Linked DNA regions of Homo sapiens: regions 1, 2, 3 and 4 are each linked to region 5. A link is a contact called in ENCODE Hi-C or POLR2A ChIA-PET data. All regions are on one chromosome and are shown on one strand. The core of a region is the stretch at or near the end of the contact, and the rest is flanking DNA. Distances in the headings are between cores, read along the strand shown.

Region 1 (4,961 bases), core at 2,371-4,870, 2.7 Mb before region 5:
CATAAAGCAGATTCCAGAGTCAACTGAGTGGGACAGGTGGATCAAATGACCATTTAGTTCTCTTCTAATTGTGACAATCTTGATAAATATTATCAAGGCATATTCGATTGAATTTATACATGTGTGGCATAATCTCTACATCTTATGCAACTTGAGATCTAAAGATAGATAAAGGAGCAGAAAAGGAAAATTGTTTCTTTTTTGCCTACAGTGGCTCTCAACAAAGAACTCTTTTGGATCTCAAAAGAATTTTTGATGACCTCCCCACCTCCATGAGGGATTTATTTTATTATCTGTTGATTTTCAGGTGGCATTTTGACTTAAGAGTCTAGGGTTTCTTACATGACCAATTCCCCACCCATATCTCTGGGGGTTGGAGACGTGGGATGGTCATTATCCCAAAGATCTGAAAATCTCTGATCCAGTTACTATTCAATGTAGGGCTATTTAATATAATATGATCCAGAACAACAGAAACTTAACTTTCATTTATATTTTTGAATGAGCATCTTATTTTCCTATATTGTACTACTGGGGAACAAGGGAGCGAACGGTGTGATGAATGAGTCTTCCCTTTATAAGGTGGCTTAATTATGTGACTCTGGGACAATGCAGGTGGAGGCCTCTGGTGATGAGAATAACTAATTGAGGGATCCTCCCGAAACTCTACCACACAACAGTTACTCGCTCCCCTCCAATCCATTTAACTGACTTTCTTTTCCACCTACTAACATTATTGAAGTTTGTAAATGCTTAATTTTCCAGTTCACTAGAGGATTGTAGAGAAACCACTTCTTGCTTCAAATGAAAAATATGAATTGTAATTTTGATTAAATATTTACTAATTCAAAAATCAAGAGAAAATAATTTCATGTCTTTATTATGCATAAAATGGAAGACTTTTTTTTTTGTAAAATACCATATTTTAGCATATATAGATGTGTATTTTTTTTTTTTTTTTTGAGACAGGGTCTCACTCTGTTGCCCAGGCTAGAGTGTGGTGGTCGTGATCTTGGCTCACTGTAACCTCCGCCTCCCGGGTTCAAGCAATTCTCCTGCCTCAGCCTCCTGAGTAGCTGGAATTACAGGCGTGCACCACCATGCCCGGCTAATTTCTGTATTTTTAGTAGACACGGGGTTTCACCATGTTGGCCAGGCTGGTCTCGAACTCCTGGCCTCAAGTGATCCACCCGCCTAGGCCTCCCAAAGTGCTGGGATTACAGGCGTGAGCCACCACGCTCGGCCAATATGTGTATTTTTGCTCTTCTGCTCATAAAACTCTCCTGAGCTCAATGTAGTTCATTGGGTCTACAAAAAGAGCATAGTTAATCTTAGAAATATTTCATTGCACAAGGCTGGCAGCTTTATCTTGTATGGCGAACTACCTCACTTTCAAATCTAAACGTCTTATCCCCTGCTGTAAGCTGGAACAGAGGCATCGATAAGGGAAATTAGTGATAAAAGGTAGTAATTATACACTGCAATGGCTGCGGGATCTGATTTAGAAGTCATAACTGACCCGAGTTTGAATCGGGGCTTTCCTACTTATTAGCGGTATGACTTTGGGCTACTTAATTTTAACCTTTCTGGGCCTGAGATCCCATATCTTAGATAATAATAGCAGTTATCTCAGAGGGTTGCCATAAGGATTAAATAATACCTGCAAAGCACTCAGCGCAACATCATACTTTCAGAAATGTTGGCTATTTTGACTATTATTTCTGTAAATTGGGCACATCTCAATTACAGAGAATCTCTAAAGTAGTTCTGAATCCCATCTCATAGAGTTGCAAAGGGTTTGGTCAATGCAACCTTATTTTTCCCACCTTTTAATTTCTGCAGTAGGCTACTGTAGCAGCCACTAGCACAGGTGGCTATTGAGCACTCCAACTGTGTCTAGTCGGAATTGAGATGCGCTGTTAAGTGGAAAATACACATCAGATTTTGAAGATTTAATTTTGAAGAATTAATTTTTTAATTTAATTTTGAAGATTTAATACGAAGAAAAGAACGTAAAATCTCAATTTTTAAATATTTGTTTAAGCGTTGAAATGATAATGTCTCAGATATACTAGGCTAAATGAAACATATAATTAAAATTAATTTCACGTGTTTCTTTTCACTTTTTAAATGTAGCTACCCCAAAATTAAAATGACATAAGGGACTCGCATTATATTTGTACTGGACAGAGTTCAGGTAAAACCTTTCTACTCATAACGTGGACAGCAGCACCTGGGAGCTTCTTAGAAACGCAGATGTTCGGCCCCGACCCAGACCTATCCCAAGGCGATGCTTACATCTCGCTCCAGATGATTCCGCCGTTTAGCATAATGAAGAGGGCCGATCTGGCTCAAAAGCCACATACAGCGAATAACTACTAACTGCTTTCCGAAAACAGCAAAGTGATGAGGAAGAAAGAAGTGGCTGAGAAGAAGTAACAGAGAAAGAAAAAGACACTCAAATTCTAGGAACAAGAAGCAGAGGAGAAAAACCCAACCTGGGAGATTAAGTGGAAGGGCACTCCCAGACCTCTGCCTCCATAAAAGTAGAGGGAGATGCAAACTGAGATAAGACCTACAATCAAAACCCGTCAAGGTCCAGGAAACTGTCCCTCAAATCTAGTCTTACCCACCCCTCAGCGGCCTCAGCTAAGCTAGGCCTGGGCCCGAACAAGTCCCAGGTTAGGGTTCGACGCGAACCACCATCCTCCCCAGGGCTGCACGGTTCTGTGGGGCATCTCTCCACCTTTCGCTTAAAGGCCCGTTTCCCAAGACACAGGACGCGTTTCCCGGGGCTCACCTGCCTCTGAGCCGCCCCAACGGCCTGCACCTTCACCACCGCCACCTTCCAGTCCTTCGTCAGAGAGCCCGCCCCCTGCTCCCATTGGTCAGGCCGCTCGTCACTCCTGAAGGGCGGGGTCGGACTCGCGAGGCTGTCCAGAACGCCATGGCAACCGGTCTCGGAACTACATCTCCCGTCATGTTCCGCTCGGGGGCGGAGAAAGAGGCGAGGCCCCGCCCCAAGGACTACCAATAAATGGGCGAAGTTGGAATCGCCCGGATGGGTTCCGTTTTATGCAAATTTTAGCCGAAGACCACACCCTTCCTCATTCCAACCATAGGCCCGGCCAACCCCTTTGGGTTGTGCTTCGCCTTTTTCCTTTCCACATTATTCTCTCCTTGAAAACCTCCAATAATTAAGTCAATTAAGTGCATCCTATCTAGTGTCTCTCACGGCAACGAGCAGATGCACCGAAATCGTGCAACAAAATCTCCATAAACCACGATAGGCAACCTCAGACCATAAATCTCCTGTTACGCCTACATGGGGAGGAGGGGGAGAGTGCTAATCCTGCCCCCACACAGCCCCTGCTGATTGGCTCATTCGGCTTGTCACTCTGTTGTCTTACATTTCTTTGGCTCACCCTCTTTGGGTTCGCACGGTGGGCGGGGCCAGTGGTAGGGGGTGGTGAGAAGGTGCGGGCCCCTTCTTCCAATTGGCTGGCGGTTTCCCCACCCACTTATGGGCGGAGATGGATGGTGGATGGGGGGCGGGGGAGGCAGCGGAGGGAGATGAGGAGATAGGCGGGAGCGAGGGAGCGAGGGAGGGAGCGAAGGAGGTAGAGAAGAGTGGAGGCGCCAGGGGAGGGAGCGTAGCTTGGTTGCTCCGTAGTACGGCGGCTCGCGAGGAAGAATCCCGAGCGGGCTCCGGGACGGACAGAGAGGCGGGCGGGGATGGTGTGCGGGGCTGCGGCTCCTGCGTCCCTCCCAGCGGCGCGTGAGCGGCACTGATTTGTCCCTGGGGCGGCAGCGCGGACCCGCCCGGAGATGAGGTGAGGAGAGGGCTGCAAGGCGGCGGCCTGGACCACGGGCGGCTGCAGCGGGGGCGGGGGTCGGCGCGGGGGTCTGCGCGATGGCTGCCCGGGGCATCCGTCCCGCGCCCGGCGCTTGTCTCCCCGGCCGCCCTTAGCCCCTCGCCGCGCGCCCGAGAGACGGCAGCGGCTGCCCCTCTGCCTTGTCCTTCCCGTCCTCGGGGGTGGCGGCGGAGTGGCGGGCGGACCCGCACTGGGAGGCCGGGGGCCGCGGTGGGCCGTGGGGTGGCGGCCGCGGGACGGGCGTGGGGATGAATGGGCGCCGCGGCCCCGCCGCCGAGCGGGCTCCCTCCTCTCGCGGGGACCCCGGGCGGCCGCTCCTTCCCGGGCTGACCTCGCTGCCCTCGGCCGCCGGCGAGGGGCGGCCCGGCCTCGCCTCCCGCCGGCCTCCCGGGGACCCGCGTTGGCGGGAGCGGCGCCGCCTCTGCCTGGAGCCCCGGCTCCTTCCTCGGCCCCTCGCTCGCAAGCCTGCAGAATCCTGGGTCAGTGAAGGGCAGGCAATGCCGTTCGGCCCCAGGGCGCGCCGCGGGGCCGCCCCTGAAGGCATTTAAAGGGGAGCGTCTTCCGCGCCCTGTGAGCGCGTCCCCGGGTCCGCCGCGTCCCTTCCCTTCTTACGCACCGACACGGTTTTGTGGTGTGGACCCAAGACACAATTGCAGTCCCTTGCTTGCACGAATGCAATCCGAATTCCCAAAAAAAGGAAACCGGCGAGGAATCGGCCGCACCTTCCTGCGCTTCTGCTTGCCTTGGGATTAGAAAACAACTTCGGAGATTACATTTCCTATGGGCAATCTTTTGTTGTGATTCAGACTCAAGAAGGCTTTGCTTTGGAAGAAATAGATTAGCGGCTTCTCTGTGGAGTTGGAGGCTATAGAGATTTTTATAGCCTCTTCAATATGAAAGTTTCCTCTAGAACTTTGCCATCATCAGTGCTATTCTGAGGGCAGCAGCAACCTGGAAATTTAGATACATGCAGGCTCCGGCCAGATGCGTTTCTTTGTGCTTGTCTGTTGGCATTCTTCTCTTGCTGCTCCTCTTGATCAAAACGTACAGATAATAAAGGCAAGGCCAATGAAGAGGGTAGATAAT
Region 2 (4,750 bases), core at 1,003-3,502, 2.4 Mb before region 5:
GGCTAAGGCAGGAGAACTGCTCGAACCCAGGAGGTGGAGGTTGCAGTGAGCCAAGATCATGCCATTGCACTCCAGCCTGGGCAACAGAGCGAGACTCCATGTCAAAAAAATAGAAAAAAAAAAAAAAAAAAGAAATTGTTGGGGTTTTTTTTCAGGTGTGATACTGGTATTGTGGTTATGTTTTTAAAAAGTCTTTATGTTTTTAGCTGGGTGCGGTGGCTCAGGACTGTAATTCCAGCTACATGAGAGGATTGCCTGAGGCCAGGAGTTTGAGACCAGCCTGAACAACATAGTGAGTACCTGTCTCTAAAAAAAAAAAAAAAAAAAAAAAAAAAGTCTTTATATTTTAGAGTTATATACTGTAATATGTATGAATGAAATGCTATGAGGTTTTAGATTTGTTTCAAAACACTCCAATGTGTGTGTGTTGGGAGGAAGTAGATAAAACAGGGCTGGTGATAGGATGATAATTGTTGAAGCTAGCTGATGAGCACATAGAGCTTGATTACACTATTACTTCAAGTTTGTACATGTTTGGACATTTCCATAATGTAAAAACACAATTACATGCTTCAAGTCTCAATCCCTAGGTCTCTTACACTCTGGGAATGGATTTAATAAATTTAGCAAATGCACCTGAGGTTAATAATGGATTTATACATTGCTGTGGCTACAGAACATTTACATTTTGACACAGGTCTTCAATATCTTAATCTAAATAAGCAAATATTGTGGAAATTTCAGACATTACCCCAATCTGACAGGGCAAATATTTTTATTAGTTCTAACTTTCCCCTTCCCTAATTTACTTATGTATAGAATTGGTCCTCATCCCTGACTGTGGGGAGACTTTTGATAGTTATTACCTTTTCTTTCTTTCTCTTTCTTTCTTTCTTTCTTTCCTTTCTTTCTTTCTTTCTTTCTTTTTCTTTCTTTCTTTCTTTCTTTCCTTCCTTCCTTCCTTCCTTCCTTTCTCTCTCTCTCTCTCTCTCTCTCTTTCTTTCTTCTTTTTTGAGACAGAGTTTCACTCTGTCACCCAGGCTGGAGTGCAGTGGCGCCATCTCAGCTCACTGCAACCTCCCCCTGCTGGGTTCAAACAATTCTCCTGCCTCAGCCTCCCGAGTAGCTGGGATTACAGGTGATGCCTGGCGAATTTTTGTATCTGTAGTAGAGACGGAGTTTCACCCTGTTGGTCAGGCTGGTCTCGAATTCCTGACCTCAGGTGATTTGCCCGCCTCGGCCTCCCAAAGTGCTGGGATTATAGGAGTGAGCCACCACCTCCGGCCAACTATTACCTTTTCTAAGAATGCTTTATGACATCATGGCATTTCAAATTGTGTAACATTCAGAACGTTTTCTGTTGTATCCTTTCCTAGGTCTTCATTACTTTCCTGGGACTTGACAGGGCATATTGAATCTATCCTGTAATGCATGGGAATAAATAAGGATTCCAAAACGTGAATTGGATTTAGTTAATTTTTGTTTCTCCATGTCTCCATACACACAGGCAGCATGAGTGAGCATCTAGTATGTATTGGATATGTGCTGGGTTGATACCATAAAGAGATTTATAAAATGGTGCCGACTTTGAGGGGTTCACACTCTGGGGGAAAGACTGTGCTGTCTAAGTGAATAAATTTGGAGATTGAGGGCTTCATGGAGAGGAGGAAAGTTGTGCTTTATAACATCATGGCATATTTGCATGAGCCATGCAAATAAGAAGCTCATCACCCACCCGATTTATGTCAGAATCAGAACCCAAAGCCAGGGACCCACCAACCAACTGTTCGGCCCAGCACAGTTTCCCTGTGGCAATTCCACTTCTTTTTTTCTTATCTTACGTCGCAGTGTACTTTGTCTCTTGTAACTCCTGCAGGATTTTTCTTAAAGCCTTACATGGTGCTGTTATCACGTGGCACAAAATGAAGCCGACCTCTTTGTGTGTGGGAATAGAGGGAGCATTACACTGCTGGGATGCAACAGATGGAGGGTGGAAAGCTGTCCAGCACCTTGTCTCTTCCAAGATACATAGCCCAGGGGTATTCCCATTCCTCCACGACACAAATGACAACTTCCTTGAGCTCTGATGGCTTGCCAGGTGGCTGATGGCGTGGAGAACCTTGCTCATGTTTACCTGTTCTTGCATCCATTACTCACCTCTGCCCACGTGCCCCCACACTTGCACACAAAGCCACAGAGTGGCTTAAAAAAAAAAAATGAAAAGCCTCCCCCCAACCCTATTGTAAAATGTCAAGTGTTTCAGTTTTGAGAAAAAAGAAAGCTGAAGAAACCATGACTCATGACATGGGCTGACAAACAACGATCTGAAGGTATGCTGGTGAGTCACACTGTGGAGCTCTGCCTTTGTGTTGTGGTGAGGGCCGGGGCTGGAAGGAGTGTCATGGGACCAGCCAGTAAAATTCCACTACTCTCCGAAGCCGATTGGGAGGCAATTTAAAAACCCTGGGCTTTTTCCAGCCCCAGTGTAGTGGATGACTCTGGGTCCCCTCAGGTATGTCGATCTGTATGGGAAATCAGGAAGAATGATTATTAATAACTGGAAAAAAAAAACCTGTTAGTATCTTTCCATGCCCAATGCCATGCTGAACCAGCCCTGCCTGCTTCTGCAAGCCAGCGAGGCTGCTGGATTTTCTCGAAGGGTATTGAGTTGCTAAGCAACAGCACTGGCGGCGCCTATCATGCCCAGCGATGTCAATGCCTGAGTGTGGCCTGCAGAGCACATTTGCTCCCCTCCCCCTCGCCTCCTCTCGACCCCTTCCCCCCACTACATGAGAACATTAATTTGCATCTCAGGGACAGGAGCTGTGCCAGGTGATTCTGTGTATAAAACAGCGCAGTGCAGCCCCTGAAGCACAAATATTGTTTTGGGTTGCAAGGCGGTGCATGTGACGTAGTTGAAAATACAGACTCATTTGTGTATACTCCCCACGTAAGGAGGGTAGGCTTCATCTAAAAGCCTGCGTGTCAAATACTCCTTTCTAATACATCCTGGTGTGCTCTGCCTTGAAGTGTTTTTTTCCTGTCTGCCCATCCAGCATCTTATTTATGCCCCATTCTGTCCCTCTCTCTCGTTGCCTTTGTTCTGTGGTCTCCTGGGTGATGGAGTTATTGTTTGTGTGTAGGGATGTGTGGATAAAAGGGAGCTGATTTCTAGAGGTGAGATGGCCCTGTGGTTAACGGTTGGAGGCTGCTGTTGACAAGGCCTGTTGCTGTGGCAGTTTTGCTCCGGAAGTGGCCATTTTCTGGGCAGGGCTCCACCAGAGCACCATCTGTCTGTGCCTTTTACTTCCTGTCAAGAGGCAGCAGGCTTCGTGAGCTGGGGAAGTGCCAGAAGCAGCCTTCGAATTAGACAGACCTGGACCCAAACCCTTTCTCTTCCCCCCACCCATTTTGGCATCTTGGCACGAGACTGTCCCCATTTCTGGAAAGGGTGTTCACAAGAACAGTCTGGCTGGGTTGTTGGGATGACCGAGTGTGATCATGCGTCTCTATGGCTGGCCATGGTGTTTATTCGATGGCAGGTATTACCAGGATGGAGCGAGTCCCAGTAGGAAGGGCCTTTAGGATGTCATCTGGTTCCACCCAACAGGGATGGGAACTGTAATTCCCCACTCTCCCTGTGGAGAATCAGGGCGGGCTCCGGATGGATGGCCAAAGGCTGCACAGAGGTGAGCCTCCAGGGTTGGGTTCTAAGCGCTGTTCACACTCCTGTCCCAGTGGTGTTTGGTCTGGGGCACATTGTGATATGTGTTTCCCTCCTTTCTTAAAATTAGCTCTTGGCTTCAGGGCCTTGTAGTGGACTGATGTCCCTCCTTAACTGAACAGTCAGTCTGCTTATTTTTTTGGGGTGGTTTAGGGGTAAAAATAAGTAGATAACTGAACAAAGCTGGCTGGCAGGAACCTTCGGCTGACCGCAGGGCTTTGGTGGTGGTCAAGACCTGGAATTGGATTTGAGGCCTGGCCAGCGTGAAGGATATGCCATAGGAGCCCAGGAGGATGACTCTGCCAGGCCTGCTTTTGACATGTCTGTCATGCTTCATGCTTTATGCTGCTCTGGGCCATTAAGCAAGAACTAAATCTGATGCCCAATCAAGGCTGAGCTCTTTTTTTTTTTGAGACACTGTCTCACTCTCTTGCCCAGGCTGTAGTGCAGTAGTGTGATCATGGCTCACTGCAGCCTCAGTCTCCTGGACTCAAGTGATCCTCCCACCTCAGCCTTCTGAGTAGCTGGGAGTACAGGTGAGTCAGGTGAGTCCCACCACACCCGGCTAATTTTTTTTTTTTTTTTGGTAGAGATGGGGTTTCACTGTGTTACCCAGGCTGGTCTCAAACTCCTGGGCTGAAGACCATCCACTCGCCTCAGCCTCCCAGTGTTGGGACTATAGGCGTGAGCACTCATCTAGTCTAGGCTGAGCTCCTAAACAGGAAATGTGTGGCATGGCTTCTTTGAAGGTGGCTTTCTCATTCTGAGTTTTAAACCACAACCACTGAAGATGGTTAGTGCCTGCAGAATGCGTACCATTTCCACTCAGAGAAACCATTCCTCCTTAAGGAAAGCTGGGGCCGTTCCTGGTCTGGCGTTCCCAGTGAAGGAAGAACCAAGTGGATGCCCCTCAACCCCAGCCCGAGGCAGCTGTGTCGTTATGGTCCAGCTGGGCACCCCACTCTTTAGGAGGTGGAGAGGGAAACAGGGGGATTGGTCTAGGTTTGTGTGGGTCAGAGCCAGGTG
Region 3 (4,765 bases), core at 12-2,511, 2.9 Mb after region 5:
AGCATTCTTGCCGACAAAACTTTGAATGAGAATCTGACCAAGCCTCCAAATGAACATTCATTTTACAGGACATGCAGGTGATACAAACGTTAAGTGACACCACAACGAAGCTATCAGACAAATTCAGAGTGTGGGGGCACTGGACAAGACAATCAGTCCTGTCTCTTAGGAGGGGTAAGAGGAGGTTGCTCTAAATGAAGTGACACGTCTAAATGTAACCTGTGGACCCTGTTAGGATTCTCATTCACGCAGACCACTGTAAAATGTCATGTTTGAAAAAACTAGGTAAACGTGAGTGAGCATGGACTACAAAATGATACTGGAAAATTAGTATTAGTGTTGTTAGGGGTGATAATAGCATATGTAAGAAAATCCCTAAAACGTTTGAGATGTATTCTGAAAAATGTAGAGGTGAAAGGCCATGATGACTGGAATTCGCTTAGGAGTGGCGGGAGAGAAAATAAACGTGGCAAAATCTTCCTGTTGAATTTACCCGGTTGTGTAGGGGTCAGGGCTCACTTGACTATTTTCTCCCACTTTTTTGTGTTTGGAAACAATTTTTTTAAAGCGTGTTCATCGGCTACTGACACATCATGCTAATTGAAGTGTTGGGTGCAGGTTTAAAAAGTTTCGAGGGAATTGGTGTGTCCGTGAACAATCCACGACAAACGTGGTGGGGCCCGCGGGAGCGCTGCGGCCCAAGACAGTGTGACAAGCGGGAAGATCACGAGTCCGCAAGACACCAAGCCTCCAGAAATGCTCCAGAAACGCTCCAGAAAGCCTTTAAAGAACGGATTTGAACCCAGCCCTCCCACAGCGGCTTCACCCTGGACTCCACGAAACGCCAGCAGATCCACGCGAGAACCACACACACCTGGGGCTGGCGCCGCTGGACGCCGCGGCTTCACGGAGACCCAGGGCCCAAGCAGAGCCAAGGAGCGGCGGCAACCGCGGGGGCCACTCGGAAGACCGCGGAGCCCCGGCCTTAGGCGCCGTCGCGGCTGCCAGGCCCGCGCACCTTCCAGCTGCGGTGAGCGCGCTGCCCTTATCCCGGTGCCTCACCTCTTCCGCGCCAGCTGCAGACGCACCTCCCTGTCCTCGGGCGTCTCCCTCCGCCCCTCCTCCTCCTCCTCTTCGTCCTCAGTCCCAGCTCGGCACGGCGCCTTCACCACCTCTCCGAAGAACGTGGCCGCCATAGCCGCCCCGTGACCGGCTGGACACAACTGCAGCGCCGCGGGACCGCACGCCGGCTTGCGCGAGACCACGCTCCCTCACCGCGCGGGCAATAAGTCCCGCCCCGCACAGGCCACGCCCTCCGCGCACAGCCCAAGCTCGCGGCCACACCCCCACCGCGCGGGCGCTACGTCCCGCCCCGCACAGGGCTCGCTCCCAGGCACACCCTGAGCTCGCGGCCACGCCCTCTACACCGCCCGCCCGCGCTGTCATGCCCTGGGCCAGCAGTCCCCGCAGCTTTTTTGTTTTTAAATTACAGATTGGGGGAGGGGGTCTCGCTATGTTGCCCAGACTGGTCTCGAACTCCAGGACTCTAGCGATCGTCCTCCTTAGACCTCCCAAAGTGCTTGGATTACAGGCCTCAGCCACCGCGTCCGGCCCCCAAAGGCTTTCATTCGCAGCTTGAGCCCTGCGGGCGCCAGGAGGTGGGAGGACTGCGGGCTAGAGGGGCAGGGGGCGAGAGGAGGGCGGGGCCTCCGTTCGTGGCGGTAGCGGAACCAGGGGTGCAGGGGCGGAGCCAGCGCCGCTGGCCGTGGCGTCCGGGAGCTGTGGGGCCGTCCCCTCATCGTCCGTTTCCATTTTCCTTCTGCGTTAGGAGAGACTGGGGTAGCATTAGTGTACTGAGCACCCGCTCCAAATTTCGACTGCCCAGGTAGGTGGCGGCGCGGTGGTACTGAGGGCCCCCGTAGCCAGGCGCGCCCTCAGACAGCGGGCACGGGCGGACGCAAGGGCAGCAAGAAATACAGCGCTTCGTGGTGGTATAAAAACGAGACCTTTACTCTGGCAATAGGAATTCACATTTCAAAAGCTGATGATTGTCAAGGCGATTTAAAAAACATTTTTATGAGTGTAAAAAATAGTGTTTTAAAGTTGGCCATTTTCTAATACAAAATGTTTCTTTTTAAATAGCCTTTAATAAGCAGAATGTGTGATTGTTCTTTAATTGGTTCTCTTTAAAATGTGCTGGAAGACAAAGTTCGAGGAGCACTGTTTCAAGCAAGAGAAAAAGGGGACATAATTTAAATGAAAATGAAAATATGCAGTAATGCAATGAAAAAACCGTTTCCTAGATTTAGTTGTACCGAAATACATGACATCGCCTGCATTTTGTGACTTTGTCAGTAGTCACGAAGGTAAGTACTACTTTGGGGTCAGAGAGAGCCTGTTGAGATAAAATCTCAAAGCTGTTAGAAACATTTTAAGATGTGGAAAGATAATCAACAAAATCATTTACATAAAATTAGTACTTAGCAGATGTACACATCTGCAAAAATAAAGTGAGTTTGGAAGCAAAATTTGAACATTTAGCAATAAAATTAAGACGAAATTGCTAGCCAGTAAGAGCTTAGGAAACTGGATATCCTTAGTGAGATAGAATAAACAAGATCACCACAATGATGTTTTAAAACATTAGGACTCCTGGGTTAACTGGTCTATTATGATGATGGAACTGCAGAATAAAAAGGTTGTTTGGGCACCACTTGTCTTAGTCCTTTTGTTAATTTGTCATTTTTACCAGTAAGATCTTCAATTTGATTTCACAGTTCCATGATGAAGAAATATTTTCTGCAAAGCAAATTACTGTAAATAGGGTAATAGTAATACATTTGGCCATGATTTAAATTCTGCACACATTTCAGAGAGAACAATTTTACAATGTTAAGTTTTAAGCAAATGCTTATTTCATGCAGTTACAATAAGTTTAGGCCAAGCACTTTTTAAAAAGGCAAATATGTTCGAATTAAATACTTAGCCAAAAAAGGATTTCATTATGCAAGACTGATAATACAATCTCAAATACTGACAGAAATTAACCCCACCACAGCAAATTATAAATTCAAAGCTTAAATTCTTTCATTACACTGAAATTGCTAAAAAAAAAAAAAAAAAAAAAAAAAAACTTTGCATAAAATAGTCTTCACCGAGTTAAGTATTTCATTTTATAGTTACTTGTTGAGGACATAATATACTCAATAAATATTATAAATTAAGTGTAAAATTTGAACTGGAAAGAAGTTTAAGCATTTCATTAGAGCTCAAAAATCAAACCCCATGCACCTAAAAGTAATAGCAGTTTATTAGGAATTCTTCCCTTTCTCACCTGTGTATCAACATATTGGGGATCAGTAATTTAGATGAAAGTATACTACAAAAGGAGCAAAGGACACAGACTTAGTAGGTTAGAATATTCTGGCTTATGCTAAAAAACAAAAAGCCTTTTTTTTAAAACAGACATGCAACCACAAATTTCTCAAGTATTTTAGACACTTGGTTCATCTGTATAACAAAAAAAAAAAAATGCATTTGACTTAAAAAAGAAATAGAAAACCCTAGGTTTCTGTAGTTTAGTTTTTCAGATTTACACATGCAAATCATATATTCAGATATTTTTAAATGGGAAAACAACTTACTTTCAACAACTTAATTTTTCCAGTAACACGTTACTATGTTAAAAAGATGCGACAGTATATTCATTTAATCTGGCAATTTTAATTTCAACAAATACATATTAACAACAAATTAAATCCTATTGTAAATACACTTCTTTGTTATACCACGACCAAATTTTCTAATCCTAGTACAGGCCACAATGAAATAGGCCAAACATGCTACCATTAAAGTTTGTTGGGATGAGATTGTAGTAAGTTTACTCAAAGTATTCAAGTTCTAATTTTTAAGGTGCTGTAGAGAAACATAAAAGATTTCACTGTATCTAAAAATATGACTGTTTTGATCTTAAGCTATACATTTTATTTTTATCTAACTGATTAAGACCTGCCTCTTAATGAGGCACATTTTTGGCATTTCTGTAAATGCTGCTACATACAAGTAAAAATAAGGAAAAGCCGTGATAGTAACATTCATAGCTTTCATAGAAAAATATATATTCCCTGAATTAGTCATATCAAGTGGTCATTCAGTATGAACTGCAATATTATAAACAAAATGACATCAATGGACTTTCTCTAATTGCCTATTTCCAACACTCTACTTCAGAACTCAATAATCAGTATCTCCAGCTGAAATTCCCAGGTCCTCCTAGTTTGTTTTTGACCTTTGGGGATGTGAATTGTAGGGAATGGATCTGGGTAGTTTTTGCTTCACTCAGAAGTCAAATAGGCCCATTAGCACTTCCTTTGGAAAAATGCCTGATTTTTTTTCCTCATGACACCATAGTTGTCGTGGTCTGAATTTTTACACTGTAATGGAGAACCCTGAAAATTAGCATCAGGTTAAGATTTTGAAATTTGTTCACTTCAAGTTCTTCCTAGCCTGTACACTTCCCATTATATTCTTCCTCTAAGGAATCATGTCTTCAAGGCCTTGCATTCTGGAAAGGAATAGTAGTCTTATAGCAGGCCATTTGTCTTTTCTTTCCACCTCTCCACCTACAGACTCTGCAATTTATTTCCTCCTCAGAATTCCCCAGAGCACATGTCTGTACAAGAGCTGACTGGGAGGAACCCACTGGATTATGGCTTTTAGAAAATTCCTCCAAAGATGCCAATAAGGGAGTAATTTTAGAGCTGGG
Region 4 (5,454 bases), core at 945-3,444, 2.8 Mb before region 5:
CAGCCTGGGCAACAAGAGCAAAACTCGGCCTCAAAAATTATATATATATATACATAAGTTAAAAATAAACTTTAGGCCGGGCACAGTGGCTCACGCCTGTAATCCCAGCACTTTGGGAGGCTGAGGCAGGTGGATCACGAGGTCAGGAGATCGAGACCATCCTGGCTAACACGGTGAAAACCCGTCTTTACTAAAAATACAAAAAATTAGCCGGGCGTGGTGGTGGGCGCCTGTAGTCCCAACTACTAGGGAGGCTGAGGCAGGAGAATGGCGTGAACCCAGGACGTGGAGCTTGCAGTGAGCCGAGATCTTGCCACTGCACTCCAGCCTGGGAGACAGAGCAAGACTCTGTCTCAAAAAATAAATAAATAAATAAATTTAAAAATAATAATAATACACTTTAAAAGGCCAGGCGCGGTGCCCACACCTGTAATCCCAGTACTTTCAGAGACCGAGGCAAGCGGATCACTTGAGGTCAGGAGTTCAAGACCAGCCTGGCCAACATGGTGAAACTCTCTCTCTACTAAGAATATAAAAATTAGCCAGGCATGGTGGCAGGCGCCTGTGATCCCAGCTACTCGGGAGGCTGAGGCTGTAAAATCCCTTTAACCCTAGAGGTGCAGGCTGCAGTGAGCAGAGATCGGGCCACTGTACTTGTAGCCTGGTCAACGAGGGAGACTCTGTCTCAAAAAAAACAGAAAAGGAAAATGAGGATAAAATACGATAAATTCTTTACCTTGGCCCCCAGAAGTGAATTCAGAATTCAGAAAAGACTAGCCAGTGTAAGGCTGCTGTAACCCTAGTTGACAGAGAGGAGGGATTGGGGTGGTGAGTGGGAAGGCTGTGTCTCCGGAAGAAGAAATATACGTCCCCACCTCACTCTAATTAAACCTGCTTTTCCAGCGCGATAAATATTCAAGATAACTTTTGGTTTGCATTTCAATAACAAAGTCTTGCACCACTATCTTCAGTTTAAAAAAAAAGTTTAATGTTTGCTCTACGTTTGAAATGCATGCAGGTTTAAAAGACAAGAAACAAAATGATGAAAAAGTGTGACCGGCCTGAGAGTTCAGAGCCTCTGAAGTGTCAAGGGATCCACAGTGCAGGTAGGATGAAGAGTCTGAGAAGGGAGATGGGATCCTCCGAAAAGAGAAAATCGGGTCTTACAGCGCGATGTAAGACGATGCGGATGCCACTTCCCTCCCACCCCGTCCCGTCCGAGGCCTCCGCCCCCTGCCCCTCCGCACCCCCCGACCCAGGCACGCGCAGCGGGGAGCAGCCCAGCCTAGCCCGTCTCACTGCTTTGGTTTTGAAAGGTCACGTATTTACCTTAGAATTTCAGCACCTTCCAACTTACTGTTTTAAGTACCTTTAACCAGCCTATTGGCTAAAAACCGAAACGGTCCTACCCGCGACTACCACTGCTCCAGTGACAATGCTCTGCTGCTACTTATTTAACGGAGCTCAAGGTTTATAATTCTCGAAAGAATGTTGTTCCCCTTCCCTTTCCCCTCCCGCCTCTGTACTTGACTCTCGTAAGAATGAAATCAGAAAAGTGCAGAAAACACAGGCTCCTAGCAATGGTTCGGGGCAAACGGGAGGGGCGAAGAAGGGCTGGAGCCGCCCCGGGGCCCTCGCTCCGGCCTCGGGAGGGCGTCGCGGCCGCAGCAGGGCGTCCCGAAAACCGTCGCCTCCGTGCCCGCCGCGCGAGAAGGTGAAAGGCACGAGATGGAGCCTCTCCAGCCCTCCCCAGGAACGCAACCTGACGGCGTGACAGCGCGGCAGGGCAGCCTCCCCGGGCTGCTTGCGGGTCGCGGCGGCGCCACGGTCACGGTCGGCCCGAAGGGACGCGGGCAGGGGCAAGAAGGGGCGGCGGGGGCTCCGCGGGCCCGAGTCTGCAGGCCGGCGCCGAACGCAGGGAAAACCCGGCTGGACGGCCCCACAGCCCCCAGAAGGCCGGGCCGGACAGGGCCCGACGAGGGAGCCTCCTTACGCGCGGGCGGCGGGCGCGAGCCCTCTACGGTTGCCTGGCGCCGGAGACCCACAGACAGGACTCACCCAGCTTCCTCAAACGCCCACGCCGACTTCAGGCGCGCGCGCAGGAAGGAGACTGCTGCGCCACAACCCTGCCGGCGTCCCGCGGCTCCACCTCAGCCCCGGGAGCCCGGAGCTGGGAGCAGACGCGAGGATAGAGCGCCGGTGAGGCGGGGCGAGGCGCCGTGTGCACCGCAGCGACCAATCGGAGCGCAGCAAGTGGCCGGCCGGGGGCGGGGCGGGACGCGAGGGGGCGGGGAGAGGGCGTTGGCTGGGCGCAGCGGGACGCCGGGCGCTCCTCGCGACCAATCGGCGTGCAGCAAGTGGCCGGCCGGGGGCAGGGCGAGCTCCGAGGGACGGGGTGGGCTGCTCTGCAGGCCTCCCGGAGCCGGAGTTCAGACCCAGCTATCTACGGTTCCGGGCAGAGCGGGACGGGCCTCTCCTGTCCCCTGCCGGTGGGCGGCCGCCGCCGGGCTCCCACTGCTGCGTTTCTGCACGCTGACTTGAAGTGCAGTACCGTGAGATTACGTGCGGACGGAGCTCGAGACCCGGGGGACCAGGGTTTCCCTTCGCCTATGGCCGATCAGTCTTGTCTGTCTGCGAGCTGCCCAGAGTAGGGAAGGTGCTCCGGGAGGGTTCTCGGGAACGGAGGGTCTTTAGAGATGCCTTTTTCTAATCCCCTCAATTCAGAAATGGAGCCCCAGAAAGTTGAAGTTAGTAAACCAGGGCTACCCAGCGAGTGCTGGTTACCCGAGGTGATCCTCACAATACAACTAGTCTTCTGATTTCGCTCGGCGCTCTCCCGTCTATTCACGTAGATTTTTGTCTTTTTTTTTTTTTTTCGTCTTTCTTATAGTCAGATATCTTTCAGCCTCTTGGATTTTCAACATAACTTTAACAGCGTTTGGAAGCCCCGTCTAAATTTCCTACAGAAATGCCTATAACCATTTAGTTGTTTGGGGGAAAGTCGAGCTTTGTTTTTTGGGTGGTTTGTTTGTTTGTTTTGAGACAGGGTCTTGCTCTGTTGTCCAGGGTGGAGTGCAGTGGTGTGATCTTGGCTCACTGCAGCCTCTTACCTCCCACGCTCAATCAATCCTCCCACCTCAGCCTTCCGAGTAGCTGGGATTACAGGTGCGCACCACCATGCTTGGCTAATTTGTGTATTTTTAGTAGAGACGGGATTTCACCTGGCTGATCCTGAACTCCTGACCTCAGGTGATCCACCCGCCTCTGCCTCCCAAAATGCTGGGATTACAAGCGTGGGCCACTGTGCCCAGCCAAGTAGAGTTATTATCAGTGGAAATCTAAAAAGCATTTTACTTGAGGCATAATGAAGTAAAAGGTTTTGTATCATGGAATTATCACCAAAAATGCCATCCTGGATAATGTTCTCCTATAGCTCTTATACATGGGCTAGGATCTAGGTGTTCAATAAATATGTGCTGAATAATTTACTTTTGAAATATGTCACAATGCTGGCATTCCACCAGAAGAGAGGATACAGAAGGGAACACTCTCCTCTCTTTAAGAACCTTTTGAAAGGGGCGGGGGTTGCATGTACCATTTTTGTTTTCATTCTGCTAGTAAAATAGTCACTTGACTACACCAAATTGCAAAGAAGGCTGGAAAATGGGGTTTCAGTACTAAGGAAGGAAAACTAGATATTAGGGGACAATTAGAAGTTTCCAAATCTCATCACTTTTTTTGGGGGGGTGGGGGAGGCATCCCAAAGGGCAGACTGGTTTATTAGGCAGCAGCCAGGAAAATCAGCGGTTGGACTTGTCCCCACACTCCAGCTCATCCTTCTTGTTGATGGCATAGGAGCTGGAGGAGGCCTTGGTGGCATTGATGAGCTCATCCGCCAGGCACTCAGCAATGGTCTTGATGTTCCAGAAGGCAGCCTCACGAGTGCCTGTGCACAGCAGCCAGACGACCTGATTCACACAGTGCAGTGGGGACATGTCCACAGCCTGTTGTCTCACAGTCCCTGCTCGCCCAATGCATGTGGAGTCCTCCCAGGGACCACTGTTGATGATGGCGTTCACCAGGACCTGGAGAGGGTTCTCGCCTGTGAGCAGGTGGATGAAATCGAAGGCATGCTTGATGATGCACATGATCATGAGCTTGTTGCTGTTGTTGCAGCCGTGCATCATCATGGAGTTAGTGAGGGGCTCCACAATGGGGCACTGAGCTTTGCGGAAGCATTTGGCTGCATACCACCCAGCACTGTGAGGCAGGTACTTGGCATACTTCTCCTTCACTGCAGTGTAATCCTGCAGGGAAATGCCATTGATCTGCATATCATCAGTGCTCCACTTCCCAGAGAGCTTGATGTCAAGGGGTCTCTGCCACTGCTGGTGCTGCTGTCTCCCACTCGGTCATCCTGAGGGCACAGCCTGAGTGTCTCTGTCGATCAGCATGGACCACATGCTGCCCTGGCACAGACAGGCCATTGCTTTTTAAAGTACTAATATTTTAAGGTTTCCCAGGATTTTTTTAAGCTTTGTTACAGAATAATATCTGTAGAAAAATGATTACCTCCATATATGAAGGAAGACATTACTGTTCACCTACCGTTGGGATGCACATGCTTTAAGTTGCTTTTTTAGTAGTGGAGACTTATGTTAATGCAGCTTGTCTGAAGTCCTTTTCTACTGCTATAACAGAATAACACAGAACAGGCAATTTATAAACAATAGTGTTTTATTTGGTCCACAGTTCTGGAAGCCGGGAACTCCAAGAGCATGGTGCTGGCATCTTGTAAGGATTTTCATGCTGTGTCATCCCATGGTAGAAAACAAGACAGACAGGGGCCAACGAGCATACAAGACAGAAGGAGAAAATCAGGCTGACGCTATCCTTTTACCAAGAGCCCAATCCCAAGATAACTAACCCACTCCCACAATAACAGCATTAATCCATTCGTGAGGGTGGAGCCCTCATGACCCAATCACATCTTCAAGGTTCTACCTCTCAACACGATTACAATAGTAATTAAGTTTCAAACACATGAACTTTTTGGGGACACATTCAAACCATAGCACAATTTGCTTCTCTCAGTCTATAAACCTCTATTCCACAAAGAGTCAAACATGTATTTAGTTATGCTTTCAAAAATATGGGCATTTGGCCGAGCACAGTGCCTCACACCTGTAATCCCAGCACTTTGGGAACCAGAGGCGGTTGGATCACCTGAGGTCAGGAGTTCCAGATCAGCCTGGTCAACATGGTAAAATTCCGTCTCAACTAAAAAGAAAAAACAATTAGCTGGGCATGGTGATACATGCCTGTAATCCCAACTACTCAGGAGGCTGAGGCAGGAGAATCACTTGAATCCGAGAGGCAGAGGTTGCAGTGAGCCAAGATCACGCCACTGCACTCCAGCCTGGGCGACAGAACAAGACTCCGTCTCAAAAAAAA
Region 5 (4,897 bases), core at 296-2,795:
CCCCAAGCACAATTAATTTTTTTTTTTTTTTGAGATGGAGTTTCGCTCTTGTTGTCCCGGCTGGAGTGCAGTGGTGTGATCTTGGCTCACCGCAACCTCCACCTCCTGGGTTCAAGTGATTCTCCTGCCTCAGCCTCTCCAGTAGCTGGGATTACGGGCATGTGCCACCACACCCGGCTAATTTTGTATTTTTAGTAGAGATGGGGTTTCGCCATGTTGGTCAGGCTGGTCTCAAACACCCGACCTCAAGTGATCTGCCCGCCTTAGCCTCCCAAGGTGCTGGGATTACAGGTGTGAGCCACCACGCCCTGCCAGCTAATTCAATTTTTTTTTTGTAAAGATGAGGTCTCCTCGTGTTGCCCAGGCTCGTCTCGAACTCCTGGGTTCAAGAGACCCTCGCAATGTAGCCTCTCAAAGTGCTGAGATTACAGACATGAGCCACTGCACCCAGCCAATTTCTCTTTCTAAAAATAATTAATTTTTTTGAGACAGTCTCACTCTGTCGCCCAGGCTGGAGTACAGTGGCGCGATCTGGGCTCACTGCAACCTCCTTGTCCTGGGTTCACCCACTTCTCCTGCCTCAGCCCCCCGAGTAGCTGGGATTACAGGCGCCCACTAATATGCCCAGCTAATTTTTGTATTTTTAGTAGAGATGGGGTTTCACCATGTTGGCCAGGCTGGTCTTGAACCCCTATCAAGTGAACCCCCAACCTCGACCTCCCAATGTGTTGGGATTATAGGCATGAGCCACTGCACCGGCCTTATGCCTTTAGGACTCTTATTTATTTATTTTGAGACGGAGTTTCACTCTTGTTGCCCAGGGTGGAGTGCAATGGCGCAATCTCGGCTCATTGCAACCTCCGCCTCCTGGGTTCAAGCATTCTCCTGCTTCAGCCTTCCGAGTAGCTGGGATTACAGGCATGTACCACCACGCCCGGCTAATTTTGTATTTTTAGTAGAGATGGGATTTCTCCATGTTGGTCAGGCTGGTCTCGAACTCCCGAAGTCAGGTGATCCGCCCGCCCACCTCGGCCTCCCAAAGTGCTGGGATTACAAGCGTGAGCTACCGCGCCCGGCCCCAGAACTCTTTTTTTTTTTTTTAAATCATGAGTTAGATTGATAGTTTTCAGGGCAAATCCAAACAGTCTACATTAATTTCCGTCTTTATTTCGTTAAGGTTTCACATGGACACTGGTGGATATGGAATGGCTTTTTTCTGCGCAATTCACATCCGACCAGGTCAAGTGACTGGAGTTCACCGGTCTCGGGTATACCGCATCTCGCGCCAGGCTTCAAACTCTAGATCCCCGAGTCTCGAGCTCCAGCTGGGTGTCGAGACGGGTACGGGCCGGCCGCGCCTCGCGCATGCGCCCTAGGCCCGCAGGGCCCCGCGCTGGAAGCTCAGCTCCCACTGTACCCTGCTTTAACCAGTCAGGCAATTCATCTTCCCCAAGCTCCCAATTCGGCATTGCCTGGAGGCGGAAGTGGGTGGGAGGGGCCAGACGTGCGCCCCTCCCCGGAAGTGGGCGGTACCCATAGGGCTCCACAGTCGTTCCGCCACCTCCCAGTCGGGTTGCGGCGGAGGCCGTTCCTGGCTTTGTAGCTCGCTCAAGATGGCGGCGCAGCCACCCCGCGGGATACGCCTCAGCGCGGTGAGCAGCCGCGAGGGGTGGAGCGGGCCGTGTCCCAGGAGGGCGGGCGGGCAAGCGAAGGGGGGCCGGCAGTGGGCGGTGGCGGCTTGTGGGGCCGACGCGGCGGCGGGGGCTGCGGCGGGGCCCGGGGAGGGGGCGGCCATCTCGCTCCCGTCGGCGGAACAGCTCGGCTGCGGGCCGGGCTGCGTTCCGTCGCCTCTGCATTGTGTTTCTGTTTTGCTTCGGGGCGGGCCAGGGTCGCGGCTCCTCCTCCCAGCTCCCTCCTAGTCTCCCAGCAGCTGTCGTCCGCGGGCGAGGCCTCGGCGGGAGATCGGTCTGCTCTCGGGGCCGCGGGGCCCCTGACCCTCTTCTGTCCGCTGGGCGTCGTGGTGGGAGGGAGCGGGTTCCGCGTCCAGAAACGCCGGCGGCCTCGACGTCCCGGGGGCGGGGGGACGGGGCTGCGGGCCTGCCTGCGGGCGAGTGGAGTCAGGATGAGTGTGCCTGATGCCTGTCAGTGCCTGCAGCTTCCTTGGCAGTGGAAGCCTTGGGGCCCAGACCCTAGATCGCTGAGCTCGAGCTCTCCTCTTTATCCCGCGTTGCGTCTGTTTTGGGGCGTTTCGAGTTCTTGGAAACCCTGTGAACATTTCTTGTATCTTAAATCGTAGGGAGCGGTCACACAAGATAACTTGAAATCTCACGTCCAGGAAATGTGGGCGTGGCTTCCCCACCTGATTATCCTAAAAAACTTTTCTACCTTGTGAGCGCAGTTGATGTTATGCTGAAATGTTCCTCTTTTCTGGAGGTTGTTGACTTTTGCCAAAGAATGACTGCCCTAGTGCCACTAATTTTAACATTCGAATGGGTAGTGACTCCTTGGGGTACAAACACGTAGTGAATAATTGGTGCATTGCTCTGGGACTTTCATTCGTTTAGGCAGATTCTAACACCTGGTTTTGACGGACTTTAAATTTTTTCTAGTCCGATATTTGTGAAATGATATTTGCTTTTACTTGCGTTTCCTTGACTGTTTGTGTTGTTGAGCTCTTCGCATGTATTAGTCTTTGTGGTTTTTTGTTTTGTTTTTTTGAATTGCCTATTCATATCCTTTGACCATTTTCTGTTTTTCTTTTGGGAGGATCTTTATTGATTTGTAAGAGTTCTTTACGTATTCTGGATAAAGGTCCATCCTTTCGTTATGTAACTAGCTTATTGAGTGAGCTAGGCTTTAGTAGTTTGAAAATAGAGGACAATTTTATTCTTTTTTTCTTTTTTTTTTTTTTAACCACTGAGTGTAAACATTAATTATTCCCCACTTGTGTGAATCTGGGTTGACTAACGCTTTCCCATTAGCTTAAGGTATTGTAAAGTCTGGCCTTACCTAGTTTAAAATCTCTATTCTCTCTCCCTCCCTTTTCCCCCTCTCTTTCCCCTATCTCCTTTCCCCACTTCTCTCTCCTTCCTCTCTCGAGGTTGAGTCTTGTTCAGGCCCAGAAACCTGTAGTGGAGAAACGGAGTGAGTTGATTTCCTGTTTCTGTCCTTTGATTCTCTTCTCCCTTCCCGCCCCCAGGCCCTTGTAGACTCTGGCTCTTCAAGATTGAGGGGAGAAAGGAAGCAGAGATAATGGTCAGTGTTTAGAGACCAGCATTGTTAGCGGGCACTCTGGGTGTAGCTGCTGTCCATGTGCTGGGTCTTTGTTTTGTGGGTAATATGGGCTGTTGGGAACCTGACTGACAGAAATCTCCCATCTGCAGCCTCTTTGCTTTTGCTTTAGGTCAGGAGTTGGCAAACTACATACAGCTCATGGGCCAAATCCAGCCCAGCACCTGTTTTTGTGTGGCCTGAAGGCTAAGAGTGATTTATACATTTGTAAATGGTTGAGAAAAAAAGAAGAATGTTTAGTGACATAAAAATTATGCGAAATACAAATTTCAGTTTCCATAAAATTTTATTGGAATATAGCCAGAAACATTATTTGCTTATAGTTTTCAAATGCATGCGTTAAGAGATAAAAATTAATGAGCTTATGTATTTGTCAAAAGTCCTACATTTTAAGGCACAAAGGGTGAACCCTTAGTGTATACACTTTTTTATTTTATTTTATTTTTTTGAGGTAGAGTTTCACTCAGTCTCCAGGCTGGAGTGCAGTGGCACGATCTCGGCTCACTGCAGCCTCCACCTCCCGGATTCAAGCACTTCTTCTGCCTCAGCCTCCCGAGTAGCTGGGTTTACACGCGTGGGCCACCACACCCGGCTAATTTTGGTATTTTTAGTATATATAGAGTTTCACCATGTTGGCCAGGCTGGTCTCAAATTCCCAACCTCAGGTGATCCTCCTGCCTTGGCCTCCTAAAGCACTGCGATTACAGGCCTGAGCCACTGTGCCCGGCCCAATGTATACACATTTTAAACAGTCATTTAGGAGGTCGGAGATCCCAGGATGAAATGCAGAGTGACAAAAAGTTTTTAAATTTTTTGCTTTTTACCCCTGTAATTCTAGTGAAATGAAATGCATATACTTTGGTTTTTGTTGTTGATTTTTTTTTTCAGAAATGCTGCTGTGGATTTAGCTGATGCACACTCTTCACCACCTCCCATACTTCAATGCTTTTTTCACTTTTTTTGGTTGAATTACTATATGGTTTGTTATTACTCTTACAAATGAGCTAGCCAGGGTAGTATGATTGCATTTTCTTTCCTATACAAACCTTTTGTTTTCCCTGAAGTTAATTGATTTATATTTTGTTTTCTTAGTTTTTCTCTGTACTGATCATCCAGACATCCAGAGAACTGGGAGCTCTTTTCCAGATGGATTCAGACACACCCAGTGTTTTGTCATTTGGAAGTCAGTTGGGAGTCATCGGCTCAGTCGTAATTTGGGGACTTCCCTTTAACATCTGTCTGGAAATTTCCTTCCTCTTTTCATGTGTCTCCATCTCACATATCCTTCTGTCTGATATGTAGCTTAGTGACTGCCATTCTGAAGCCTACTCTCTCGGGTTCAAATCCTGACTCATAACCAGATGTATGTCCTTGGCCAAGTCATTTAACCTCTTTGTGCCAGAGTTTCCAATCTGAATGTTGGCAATAATAATCTTACACACCTCAAAGTGTTGTTTTAAAAATTACATGAGCAGATAGATAAATAAAAGGGCTGTGCGTGCCGTAGGTGCACAATAATGTTTGCTGTTTTTGTTATTGTTAGTGGTGGAGAATATCCACCACTAACAATAACACCACTTCCAGAAACAGGTGTAGCTTCCTGAAA

What was found. Hi-C counts contacts between places; a loop is a spot of excess contacts on that map. ChIA-PET counts read pairs that join two places held with the same protein, here RNA polymerase II (POLR2A). Pooled maps may share reads with other maps.
Region 1: a loop to region 5 is called in a map of natural killer cell, with 12 times the contacts of the local background. The contact joins the promoter of ITSN1 here to the promoter of MORC3 in region 5. A Hi-C loop is called at or near these places in 3 of 168 maps with a recorded cell type or tissue (CD8-positive, alpha-beta T cell, naive thymus-derived CD4-positive, alpha-beta T cell and natural killer cell), 1 of 37 single-sample maps with no recorded cell type and 18 of 50 pooled maps. POLR2A ChIA-PET finds 5 or more read pairs at or near these places in 2 of 52 experiments (BJ and T-cell).
Region 2: a pooled map shows a loop between it and region 5 (10-fold over the local background). The contact joins the enhancer-like site here to the promoter of MORC3 in region 5. A Hi-C loop is called at or near these places in 7 of 50 pooled maps. POLR2A ChIA-PET finds 5 or more read pairs at or near these places in 4 of 52 experiments (CD4-positive, alpha-beta memory T cell, activated B cell, activated CD4-positive, alpha-beta T cell and 1 more).
Region 3: a pooled map shows a loop between it and region 5 (21-fold over the local background). The contact joins the promoter of PSMG1 here to the promoter of MORC3 in region 5. A Hi-C loop is called at or near these places in 1 of 37 single-sample maps with no recorded cell type and 7 of 50 pooled maps. POLR2A ChIA-PET finds 5 or more read pairs at or near these places in 1 of 52 experiments (T-cell).
Region 4: a loop to region 5 is called in a pooled map, with 11 times the contacts of the local background. The contact joins the promoter of TMEM50B here to the promoter of MORC3 in region 5. A Hi-C loop is called at or near these places in 7 of 50 pooled maps. POLR2A ChIA-PET finds 5 or more read pairs at or near these places in 2 of 52 experiments (Caco-2 and activated B cell).

Annotation. Positions count from the first base shown.
Region 1 is chr21:33,638,881-33,643,841 of GRCh38, forward strand. ITSN1 (intersectin 1) reads left to right here and starts at 3,621. Exons shown (of 40, transcript NM_003024.3): 1 at 3,621-3,833. It overlaps CRYZL1 (crystallin zeta like 1), which reads right to left and starts at 2,861. Exons shown (of 13, transcript NM_145858.3): 1 at 2,801-2,861. RefSeq lists an enhancer at 2,600-3,009 and silencers at 3,480-3,819, 3,830-3,929, 4,250-4,379.
Region 2 is chr21:33,945,604-33,950,353 of GRCh38, forward strand. LINC00649 (long intergenic non-protein coding RNA 649) reads left to right here. Exons shown (of 3, transcript NR_038883.2): 2 at 207-292. Among named protein-coding and RNA genes, the nearest start is that of LINC00649, 17 kb to the left of the region's middle. RefSeq lists enhancers at 1,744-2,943, 2,118-2,597, 3,128-3,187 and a silencer at 1,982-2,276. Within about 2 kb of position 2,253, at least 39 of the 41 ENCODE cell types and tissues checked have a DNase peak (open chromatin) inside an H3K27ac peak, as active enhancers do.
Region 3 is chr21:39,182,190-39,186,954 of GRCh38, forward strand. It overlaps PSMG1 (proteasome assembly chaperone 1), which reads right to left and starts at 1,262. Exons shown (of 7, transcript NM_003720.4): 1 at 1,063-1,262. The coding sequence starts at 1,196. BRWD1 (bromodomain and WD repeat domain containing 1) reads right to left here. Exons shown (of 41, transcript NM_033656.4): 41 at 3,293-4,765. RefSeq lists silencers at 938-1,017, 1,218-1,437.
Region 4 is chr21:33,477,780-33,483,233 of GRCh38, forward strand. It overlaps TMEM50B (transmembrane protein 50B), which reads right to left and starts at 2,195. Exons shown (of 7, transcript NM_006134.7): 1 at 2,059-2,195. It also overlaps the pseudogene RPS5P3.
Region 5 is chr21:36,318,652-36,323,548 of GRCh38, forward strand. MORC3 (MORC family CW-type zinc finger 3) reads left to right here and starts at 1,546. Exons shown (of 17, transcript NM_015358.3): 1 at 1,546-1,652. The coding sequence starts at 1,614. RefSeq lists a silencer at 1,670-2,129.